Linked DNA regions of Mus musculus: region 1 is linked to region 2. Evidence: chromatin contacts called from ENCODE POLR2A ChIA-PET data. All regions are on one chromosome and are shown on one strand. Each heading gives the region's core, a stretch centred on a gene start or an enhancer-like site at or near the end of the contact. The rest is flanking DNA. Distances are from core to core; before and after follow the strand shown.

Region 1 (5,326 bases), core at 2,788-5,287, 54 kb after region 2:
CCTGTCTCAGTTCTTGCCTTGAATTCCTGACCTGCCTTCCCTGAATGATGATTGCAACATGGAAGTTTAATCTAGGTAACCCCTTTCCTCCCCAGGTTGGTTTGGTCAGTGTTTTATTATAGAGGCAGGGCAGCCTAATTAGAACAGCCGGTGACTACTCGACATCTTTCAATACTCTTTCTATGATCACTACAAGAATCACATCTATGGAACTTTGACAGAATTCACAACAACGACTAGAAAAAACCTGAGATCCAGCTACAAGCTTATTCTCAGCCTGGTGTACACTGTACATGAGATGCCTGGATTCTCTCTCTGCCTCTCTCTGTCTCTCTGTCTCTGTCTCTCTGTCTCTCTCTCTCTCTCACACACACACACGCACACGTGCACAGGTGCGCCCCCACTGCACAGAGAGCCCCTGGGTGTTCTTCCTAATAATAATACCCTGACCTCCTACCTCTACAAAAAGATAGAAGCCAACACTATCAGAACAGTTTGGGTTTTTTTTTTTTTCTGCATTGCTTTATTTATTATACTAAACAGGAGTTTTAAAATCTGTTTTTTGAACTATATGCAGACGAAATTGTGTCAAGTGTCTTGTGTCTTATTTGCAAAGCTAATCAATTTTGTTGCTTGTAGCTGGATCTCAGGTTTTTTTCTGACATACACGTTTTTAAAAATATAAAAAGAAGGAAGGGTCTGGAAAGATGGCTCAGTAGATGGCTCTCTTGCTGTGTTTGCTGAGGTCCCACTTGCTGTGTTTGCTGAGGTCCCAGAGTCAGTTCTCAGCATCCACCCAGTGGCTCACAACCCCCTGTAACACCAGTTCCCAGGGATCCAACTCCATCTTCTGGCTTCCACAGGCACTGGGCAGGCACTAAATGCATAATATATAAATGCCGGCAAAACAACACATATACACACACCAAATACAAATCTTTCTTTAAAGGAGCAGGGTGTGCTTGATGGTACACGCCTTTACTTCTGTTACATAGGAGGCAGACAGACTTCTGAGAGTCTGAGGCCACCCTGGTCTACATAGTGAATCCCAGTGCAGTGAGAGCTGCATAACGAAACAACAATAAAAACTTAACAACGACAAAGAAGTCAGGACTGAAATCTGAGTTAAGGAACCTTTTGGTTTTGTTTCTTGGTTTGTTTGTTTGTTTGTTTTGTGGGGGGAGTTGTTGCACAGAAAATCTACATTTAAGTATAAATGCTGTATCATACTAGCCACTAAGGCTGCTAGCAGTGCCTTTACGTCATAAAGTTCATTCTGAAATCTCACAAACATCAAGAACTTCAGGTGGACTGTGGGCAGAAGTCAAGTGGAAACCTTCCAGTTGGATGGCAGTATTTCCCTGGGCCAACAGCTCCTCTCCCAAAGCTATTTTTCTGGTGTCTCAGTTGAACCTTTAGGTGGGGCTGAGGGTGAAACTCTTGTTTTTCCACTGGAGGACGTGAGTCAGTGAACAGTGAGGTTCCACTTAATCACCACCCAAAAGAAGGTTCTTAAGTATAAGGAGCCAGAAGGGCAAGGAGATGATTAATATAAACCCAGGACAGTGATTTACCCGGGTGGGATGGGGTGGAGGAATGGGGTGGGGTGGGGTGGGGTGGGTGGGTGGAGAGGCCAGTTGTGGAAGGGACAGTAGGGAATCTCTCCAAGTTAGACAGTGCTATATTTTTTGATCTGTGCAGTAACCGCATTAGCACTGGTTCCTTTATAACTATATTCACATGTTTTGTGTAGTTTTTCTAAATATATATTTTAGTTCACAATTATAAGCAGCTAACAAAATACAAGCTATAAAAAAGTTCTTAAGCTGAGAAAAATATGACCAGATTTATGTAATTAAAAGAGCACTTTGGAGCCTGGCATGGTGGTGTACACCATTGTACACCTTTCATCTCAGCACTCAGGAAACAGAAGGTGGATCTCTGAGTTCAAGGCTAGTCTCGTCTATACAGTGAGTTCCAGCCCAGCTATGGCTACATAGTGAGTCCTTGTCTAAGAAAATTAAGGTGGGACAAGGCTAGAAACAGAGAAAGCAGTCAGGAGGTGGCAGCCAGTTTGGTAAGAGACTATAACGACCTCTACGAGTGGTTAAAATATTAGAGATATAGTCTGCTCTGTTTTGAAAAATACAACCCAAGTAAGACAAAGATGTCACTACCTCTCAGCTCACGTCCCCTCTATATCTTAATAAATTGCCTTAAGAATGTCTCAGTGATACAGTCAAAAGGCATGCTTGGATCTAAGTAGACACATAGGCAACTCTACCCTGTGCCTAAACTACCCTGAGAACTTGTGGCAGAAAGAAAATATTTAAGTGACACCATAAGCTGGCATAATATCTTAGCCTCAAAGTTGGGCCACTATATACTAGCCTGCTGTGCTATCTAATAGTGATATCTGTTCAGTGAAAACATCATGGATAGTTTTCTCTTCTAATATCTGGTGCCAGAACGCTAGTTCTGGAAGGCAAAGACATTTTGTTTACTATTGTATCTTAGTGTGAAGAAACAAAGTTGGTACATAGTAAGTGCTCCTAAATGATCCCTTTTCTGAGACACGGTCCCTCTCAGTCGCCTGGGCGAGCCTTGAACTCAAGATTTAACCCACCTCAGCCTTCCAAGTAACTGGGTCTCTGGGTGCCTCCAAAACACCTTGTTCTCATTTAATTATTATAATTAATGATATAATCATCACAATAATCCAAAATGAGATAGATAGGACATAAATTATTATCCTCATTTTTTTAACCTAGAAAACAAAGAGTTAGGGTGATTTGGGAACACGTTAAATATTTGATAATTTGAATGATGACCATGTCGATGTTCTTTATTTTTCTCAATTCAAAGCTGAAGGGCTAAGGCTTAACATTCTTACAGTTCTGAAATACCAATTAGAAGCTTTTAGAACACAGCAGGTTGGTGTGGTCGTACATGCCTTTGATCCCAGTGAGGCAGAGGCAGGAGGATCTTTTAAGTTCAAGGCCAAACCTGATCTACATAGTGAGCTCTAGGCCAGACAGAGCTACATACTGATACAAACAAACAAACAAACAAACAAACACTAAGCAAAAACCAAAAGCATGACAGGTGTGTCAAATACCATGTTATCTGATGTGCCTGACAGGGATGGAAAATGGGCCGCCCAGCTTTTGTTACACTGTTAACTATGGCTCCCTCTAAGTGGATTTGAGTTCTGGATAATCAAGTCCACCTGCTCCCAGGCTACCTTGCTCTCCATGTCTCTCACGTGTCTCTACTCCCCACTCTCCCTAGCCCACTTCTCCAGACAATATAAGTTAAAGAAGCCCAGCTATTGTTAAAAAGGAAAATGCCTATTCTAATAATCAACTTGTTTTCAAAGGGATAGGAGAAAAAGTGGCAAAATGAGAGTTTTTGGTGTTTTTCAAACCCCTGTTATCCCAATGATAGCCTATAGGGAAGCTAAAAATAACACGTAACATGAAAAGCTACTCTTATTAGTAATCTGAAGCATATGTCACAATGCAAATGCTTTCTGCAGATGTTCAGAAAGCATTAATATCCATACACCTGTCTATACCTTCTGTAGGACCATTAAGCTCAAAAGAACAAGCAAACCCAACATTAAAACCAGCCTACCTGGAGAAAACCCTGAGCACAGACACAACAAAGCCCAGAGAGGTTATGTTCTTAGGTCGCCTTCCTCCCTTCCACTCCAAACTCCATGGTCGTGTTATCCCTACAGCAATTGCGTCTAGGCAAACTGGGCCACCACAGACTGCTACACAGTTTATCTAAGAACTCTTCAGAGCATTCCAGAACTCACCAGAAATTCACTGGCAAACTCCTCACTGTTGAGTTTCTTTTTCTGGGCTTCTTTCAGTAGTTGCTGCAGAATTTCTCTTTGGTCCATGCCGCAGAGCAAGAGTCTGTGAGTAGGTTAAGGGAGGGCATGTCAAATATGTGTCATGGCCAAGGCAGCACCAAGAAGCCACTGCTGCTGCAGGAGCACAGCGTGCTGGAGGCTGTGGTTTACTGACTTCATCACAAGCCCTAGAGGAAATTAGTACAAAACTAGCTTCTGTGGTCACACAACAAAGCCATCATCTCCCTGCAGGGCCCTAGCGCCTTCCTTTCTCAACAAAGAAACTTGGCTACTGTTCAAATGTAACAAACAAGAGGCTAACCAGAACACAAACTGTGGTCTGCTTAGCTCAGAGACTGTTCCACGCTGTCAGTCTCAGACAGCACTCAGTTCTTCCATTCCCAGAAGAAAGGCAGAAAGTACAGCACTAACCTGTGAGTTCAGCTTTTCACATCCCAGTGAGCAGAAAGGCCTGGGTGACGCCCACCTATGCCCTGCTGCAGGAGAGGAGACAAACACTGGAGTTACCTATCTCCGACCCGGACCATTATCCCCAAAGTCTCCTATAGATATGATCATGGCAGACCTCTGCTCATCAAGCGGGCATTTTGTTTCAGAATTTGTCAAGCTTCCATTATAAACCTCACGTTTTTCTTTTAGAGGAAGCAAAGTCCACTGCTTCTGATGGTCCATCTCACCCGTGACTGGGGAAGTACTGGCCCTCATTAAGGGAAGTGTTGGTCTCTGTACTTCTTCAGACCTCCAGTAGCTTTGCAAACACTGAGAGTACAGCTCTACACAGGATGGGAAGCACCGGGGAGGCAGTTAGCACAATATCCCCAGAACGCACTGCTAGCAAACAGCGAAAGGACAAAACGGAACTAAAGCTAAAATATTGCTTGCTGAGAACCATACAGATTCTATCTAGGTCAGCCTGTCTGGAGAGAATTGAGGAGAGGTGGTGCAGTCCCAGCTCCTCAGGACTGTCCCCAGCTGCAAGATCACTTGAGTCTCAGAGTTTGAGACACCTGAGAAACAAAGTGAGCGCTCTCTCTCTCTCTCTCTCTCTCTCTCTCAGAAGGGGAGGGAGGAAGAATGAAAGAGGCTGAAGAATTCATGAAGACATGTTGACATTTTGATCCTACAGAGCCTATCTCAGAAAAGATCGCGTTTCAGGGAGCCGTCCACATCTGTGGTATCAGTGCCTTAACAAGGCAGGTTATTCCAGAGAATGCTTCCACATCTCCGTTTGCATAAATCCTCTCTTCGATGGGCACAAATCCACTCAAGATCTAATTCAGTGTGAAAACCCTTGCAAATGAGGAAGTTCAGTAAACAGAATGTTACAAAATTAGTTTCAAGTTAAAAAAAAAAACTGGGAAAGGTGTAGTTTGGACTTCCTCTATTAAGATATTAGCAACCCTTTCTGGTTTTACACTATTCAAACTCCCTTCAGAAAATCAT
Region 2 (5,006 bases), core at 2,147-4,646:
CAAGCACAATAATTAATAAATAAATAGATAGACAAATAAAGCAAGCTAGTTTGAACTGCCTCCCATGGGCCAAGCACTATTTTAAATGACTTCCATACACTGCCCCAACAATCCATATAACAACCATATGAATGAAAATACCTCAACCTCATTTTACAAACAGGAAAACTGGGGTTAAAAGGAGATTAATTTTTTATCTTGATCACACAATAAGTACTAGAACCAAAATTTACTTCCAGAGCCATGCCTCCTGAACCTGAAGATAATAAAAATAAACAAACTGTGATTTCTTTTTTTTACAAGTATTGGTCCAACTATTCAAAAAGCTTAAACTAAACAATATTAACACAGTTTATTGTATACAGAAGCTTCAGTGTGGGTCAGATATCCAGACCACTCCCGGACAGGTTTCCTCAAATATACCTGACCAGAGGGCGCAATTTCCCCCAGAATTTATACAGTTTGGGTATACAATCCAATCCTCTCTAAACCAGAAGTGAAAAGTGTTCAAATAGCCTGGTTTTACCCATTTCTCTTCTTCGTGTACTGGCAAAAAGCTGTACAGTCCAATGTAGTAGCCATGAGCTGTATGGAACATGTTGTATGTTACAGTAAGATAAAATTTCAGTTTCTCAGTCACACAGTCACATTACAAATCTTTAAGTGTCACATATGGCTACCATATTCGACAACATAGATATAGAATATTTGCATCATCTGAGAAAATTCTATTCATCAGCATTACAGAATTGGTTTTGATTTTAAAAGAACACGGGGCCTGTACAGTCTTCCGGGGCGCACACTGTGAATTACTACACGTGTCAGCACCACCCTCCCCCATAAAGGGGAACTGAGAGATCTCAGATCATTTCTAGTCAGCTTACTGACTGCCTCTGGAATGAGAATTGTCAAGGCAAAGGAGTGGAGAAAAGGAAGCAAGGGAAAGAAAGCCAAGCAGACTGCCAATAGTGATAAAGCTTTAACTAGCATTTAGGAGTCTCAGCTTTATGCCAAGGACACTAGTATTCTCTCCTACAGCACAAATTTAAAGAAAATGATTATTGAAATGTCCCTGTGGCTGTGTATGGACACACACCAGGGAGTATGAGGAAAAAGGGTAAAAATATAAGCTACTCCAATATGCAATTATTTTGAAAACTGGCATACCAGTCAGTTTGCCACAGTTATACTCCTAAAGATGGTATCTGGATACCACCAAAGAAAAATATAGATGCAGTTCTGTCCAGTGGAAAAGTGAAAACCTATTATTTCACCTAAACATACACACACACACACACACACACACACACACAAACTGGTTAGCATTGTGAGTAAATATATGGGAAAAATCCAAGACACTCGAAATTTTAGAATCAAAGACTAACATGTTAATAACTGGAATTACCCAGTATTCGAACACATTAGTGTGTTAGTATTTACTGATTATGACTATTATAAGTTATAAATATATACAAAGTATAAATATGGCATAACCAAAACCCTGCTTCATTTCTTCCATAAAGAATATAAATACATGCTACAAGTATCTGGCAATAGAAGACACCAATTTTGGCCAACCTAATTCATCTCAAAAGCACTCTTAGTCCTACTTTTTCTATGTGAAAAACCTTTAAAGACTGCTGGAATTGCAGAGATTCTCAAACAGTGCTCTGGCAAAATGAAATGAAACTAGAATCTACATCTGCATCTGCATCCTACTGCACGCTTCCTTCCCTTCAGAGATACGGTTGGTATACTTCCTAGACTCAGAGGGTGATAAAACCTTCCTCGAACCAATCCTAAACCATACTAACAATTAAAAGGGCTAATATTTTTTTTTAAAAAACTATTTTTACTACGTCTAGCTGAAAAATAAACACCGTAAATGATTTTTTTAACCTCGCCGAAGCTAAGGCAACCAGTAGTTGTGTAACCTCTTTAAGAATTCAAACTCAGAGCCCAGAGTCAAACCTGTAAATATGCTGGTGCCAGGAATGAGAAAAACTAAAGATTTCCAAGCAAGAGAACAAGAAGGGACTTTCAGTGACAAGCCTTTACTTCAGAAAGGGAGGTTTTAGTACCCCACCTACTAATCCGATGCCAAGCACTGCGCGGCGCGGAAACCCTGCCGAATTTGAAAATAAATGTTGCAAAGGCTCCGGGGGAACTGCAAACAGGGATGGAAACTGACAGCTCGGCCTCAGAGAGAAGCCTCAAGTAGGTCAAACTGTGGCAACCGCCTGCAATCCCGAGTCCACTCCAGTGGGCTCAGGGGAGTAGAGCGGCGTCTTTCAGTCCTAAAGGGGCGGGATATGGGCACTGAGACCTACAGCCCGAGCCCCAGCGGTTCGCCTGCTCTCACCTCTCTTGGGGGCCTTGATCAGAGGCACCCCTCCGCTCCTTTCGCCGTTTTCCTGCTTGTCCTTGTGCTTGAGATCGCCCGGAACGCAGGCGCCGGGGTCACCATCGGAGCCGCGGTGGTGATGGTGCTTGTGCCGCTCCTTGTGGCCCTTATGCTTGGGCCCGGCCGCGCTCACCGTCAGAGGCGAGAAGGTGAAGAGGGCCGAGGTGCCCGGGGCCGGGAGCGGGGCAGCGACAGTGGGCCCGGCGGGTGCCAGCGACGGTGGCGGCGGAGGCGGCAGGAGCAGAGGTTCAACAGGGCCCGGGACGGTTGGGGCGGCATTCGTTGGAGGCAGCGGCCCGGGATGTTGGCGGCTACGACGCCGCCGATGAGGGGGAGCGAGAGGGGGGTCCTGGCTCGGCCGCCCCCGCTTCTCCTGAGAACCCCCGCTGCTCGCCCGGCGCTGCCGCTTCACTCCCCGCGGCGAAACCCCAACATGGGGTTTCTCCTTCCCTTCTTTGTCCGGCTCCTCCTGCGCCGCCACCGCCCGTACTACGCGAACCGCTCCGACCTGCGCAGCCATTTCACCCACAAACACACATTTAAATGGCCCGACCGCCCCCCCGTCCGCGGTTCGCGCAAGCGCTGCCCGCGCATGGCCCGCTGGGCATTGGAGTCTCTCCCCCACCCTCCACTGATCGGTCGTTCTCGTAGACCTGAACATGCCGGAAACGGCAGTTCCGACACCTCTCCGCAGACCTCGCCAACCGAGCTTCTATTGTAAAGCACCCTGGACGCGCAAGGCCTTGCGGGAGTTGTAGTTCCACCGCCCTTCGCGTTCTTCCCCCTCCCCCTCCGCCCCCACTTTGCTCTCTGAGTGGAGGAGCGGAGGGGAGCGTGCGCCTAGGCACGCTTCGGGGTGCCACGCAACTGCCGCCCTCCGGCGAGTTGCCGCCAACCGCCCTAACCGCCCAAACAATGTTAATAGCTTTCAGAGTCTCGCCGTGTGTTCAGGCGCTCCACTTCCAGTGTTCCTCCTTCATCTTGCCCGGAGGTGGTCTCCATAGTGACTTTTCAATTTCGTATTTCTCCCCATAGCCTTTGTGAGGTAAAAGAATCTCCAGTTTACCCTTGACAAACCAGGAGGAAAAGAATTTCGGAATATGTAAAACGACGGTTTCGCTGTAGAACATTGTAAAGCTGCTATTCAGAAAAGAAAAAAAAAATTTTTTTGAAGCATTTCCTATAGCACTGCTGTGGCGACCGCTGCAGGCTCAAGGCAGGTGCAAATGTTGCCTTAGGCGTTCCCTGAGCGCAGCTCCGCCTTGCCAGAGTCACTTTTCCCTCCAATTCTTGGAAAGGTAGAATCCAGCATTTTTGTTGAACATACAGCTATAGTTAACAACAAAAAAAAATGTCTCGATAGAAATTTTTAATTTTTTTTCAACCCATACATATAAATTTGCAAATGTGAAAAGCGCTGTCAACCTGACACTGTTCGCCAGGAGATGGTGTTTACTCAGAAATCCGTTTTGAGTTTCATTACTTTAGCTTTTTACCTAGAATTGCATTTAAGTCCTTGAGAAAGCTATTTGGAAATAACCGACTACAATGATGTACTAGGCATATAAAAGACACTGTGGTTTAACACCACTAGTTCCCAGAGAAGTAACTTAGGCTGAGTGAACTTCTGTAATAAAAGTTATCGTTTAAAATAGAGAAGTTCTTGAACACCTACTGGGTATACATTGTACTACAATAAACAAGTAACAATACAGGTCAATTTGCCCTAGCATTTGGGTTTCCCAACAAAAAGTATTAAAGCGCAAATAATACTGTTGCTAGGCTGTATTTTCATAAGTAAAAATATTAAACTGATAGGGAAAGTAAAGCCAACCCTTTACAATAATAAAGAGCCATTAAATTATTTACTGTATAAAACTAGATTTGAAATATAATTTACTTAGAAGAATCCATAGTCATATAGAAATACATTTTCAAATCACCAGTACCTTTAAATGGTTGTGAACATAAATTCGTTTTATGTGGACACGTTTATCTATAGGGCCTTTTCTATGAAGAACACACTATCAAAAAAGAAAGTTAAAGTGCTAACAAAAAGTAACCGCTGTTGATTTTTTTTTCTTGAATTGGTAAGTGAATAACTGGGTAAACATACATACAGTTGGACACCTCATAGCAATACAGAAGTGATCACTGCCGTTATTTGTACATCATCTTTCCTTCTTTTACGCAACAATTGGGGAAATTGAGGAGATACACTCCGTTTAGACATTTAGTCATTTTCACAAGCAGTACTGCAAGCACAAAGGAAGGAGTGCTTTGTTTTCTAACTAAAACCTTTAGTCAGTCGTGATGGAGCACGCTTGCAATAGCAGCGGTCTGCAGCTTGGAGAAGGATCAATAGTTTGAGGCCAGCCTAGGGCTGCATAGCAAAATCTATTTTTTAAAGTTATTTTTAATATTAAGGCAGTGTATAAATTTAGTTGAAGGGTCGGAGAGACAACTCAGATGGTGAATTAAGTGCGTTTAACTACTTTTGCAGAGGACCCTGGTTTAGAACCCACGTAGCAAGTCACAACCTGTTATTCCAATTCAAGGGATTTGGTTCTCTCTTCTGGCCTCGATGGGCACTACACACAGG

The links. ChIA-PET counts read pairs that join two places held with the same protein, here RNA polymerase II (POLR2A).
Region 1: POLR2A ChIA-PET joins it to region 2 with 12 read pairs in Patski. The contact joins the promoter of Ptpn22 here to the promoter of Rsbn1 in region 2. POLR2A ChIA-PET finds 5 or more read pairs at or near these places in 3 of 5 experiments (Patski and embryonic stem cell).

Annotation. Positions count from the first base shown.
Region 1 is chr3:103,858,988-103,864,313 of GRCm38, reverse strand. Ptpn22 (protein tyrosine phosphatase, non-receptor type 22 (lymphoid)) reads right to left here and starts at 4,037. Exons shown (of 21, transcript NM_008979.2): 1 at 3,824-4,037. The coding sequence starts at 3,910.
Region 2 is chr3:103,912,510-103,917,515 of GRCm38, reverse strand. It overlaps Rsbn1 (rosbin, round spermatid basic protein 1), which reads right to left and starts at 3,396. Exons shown (of 8, transcript NM_001356556.1): 1 at 2,363-3,396. The coding sequence starts at 3,065.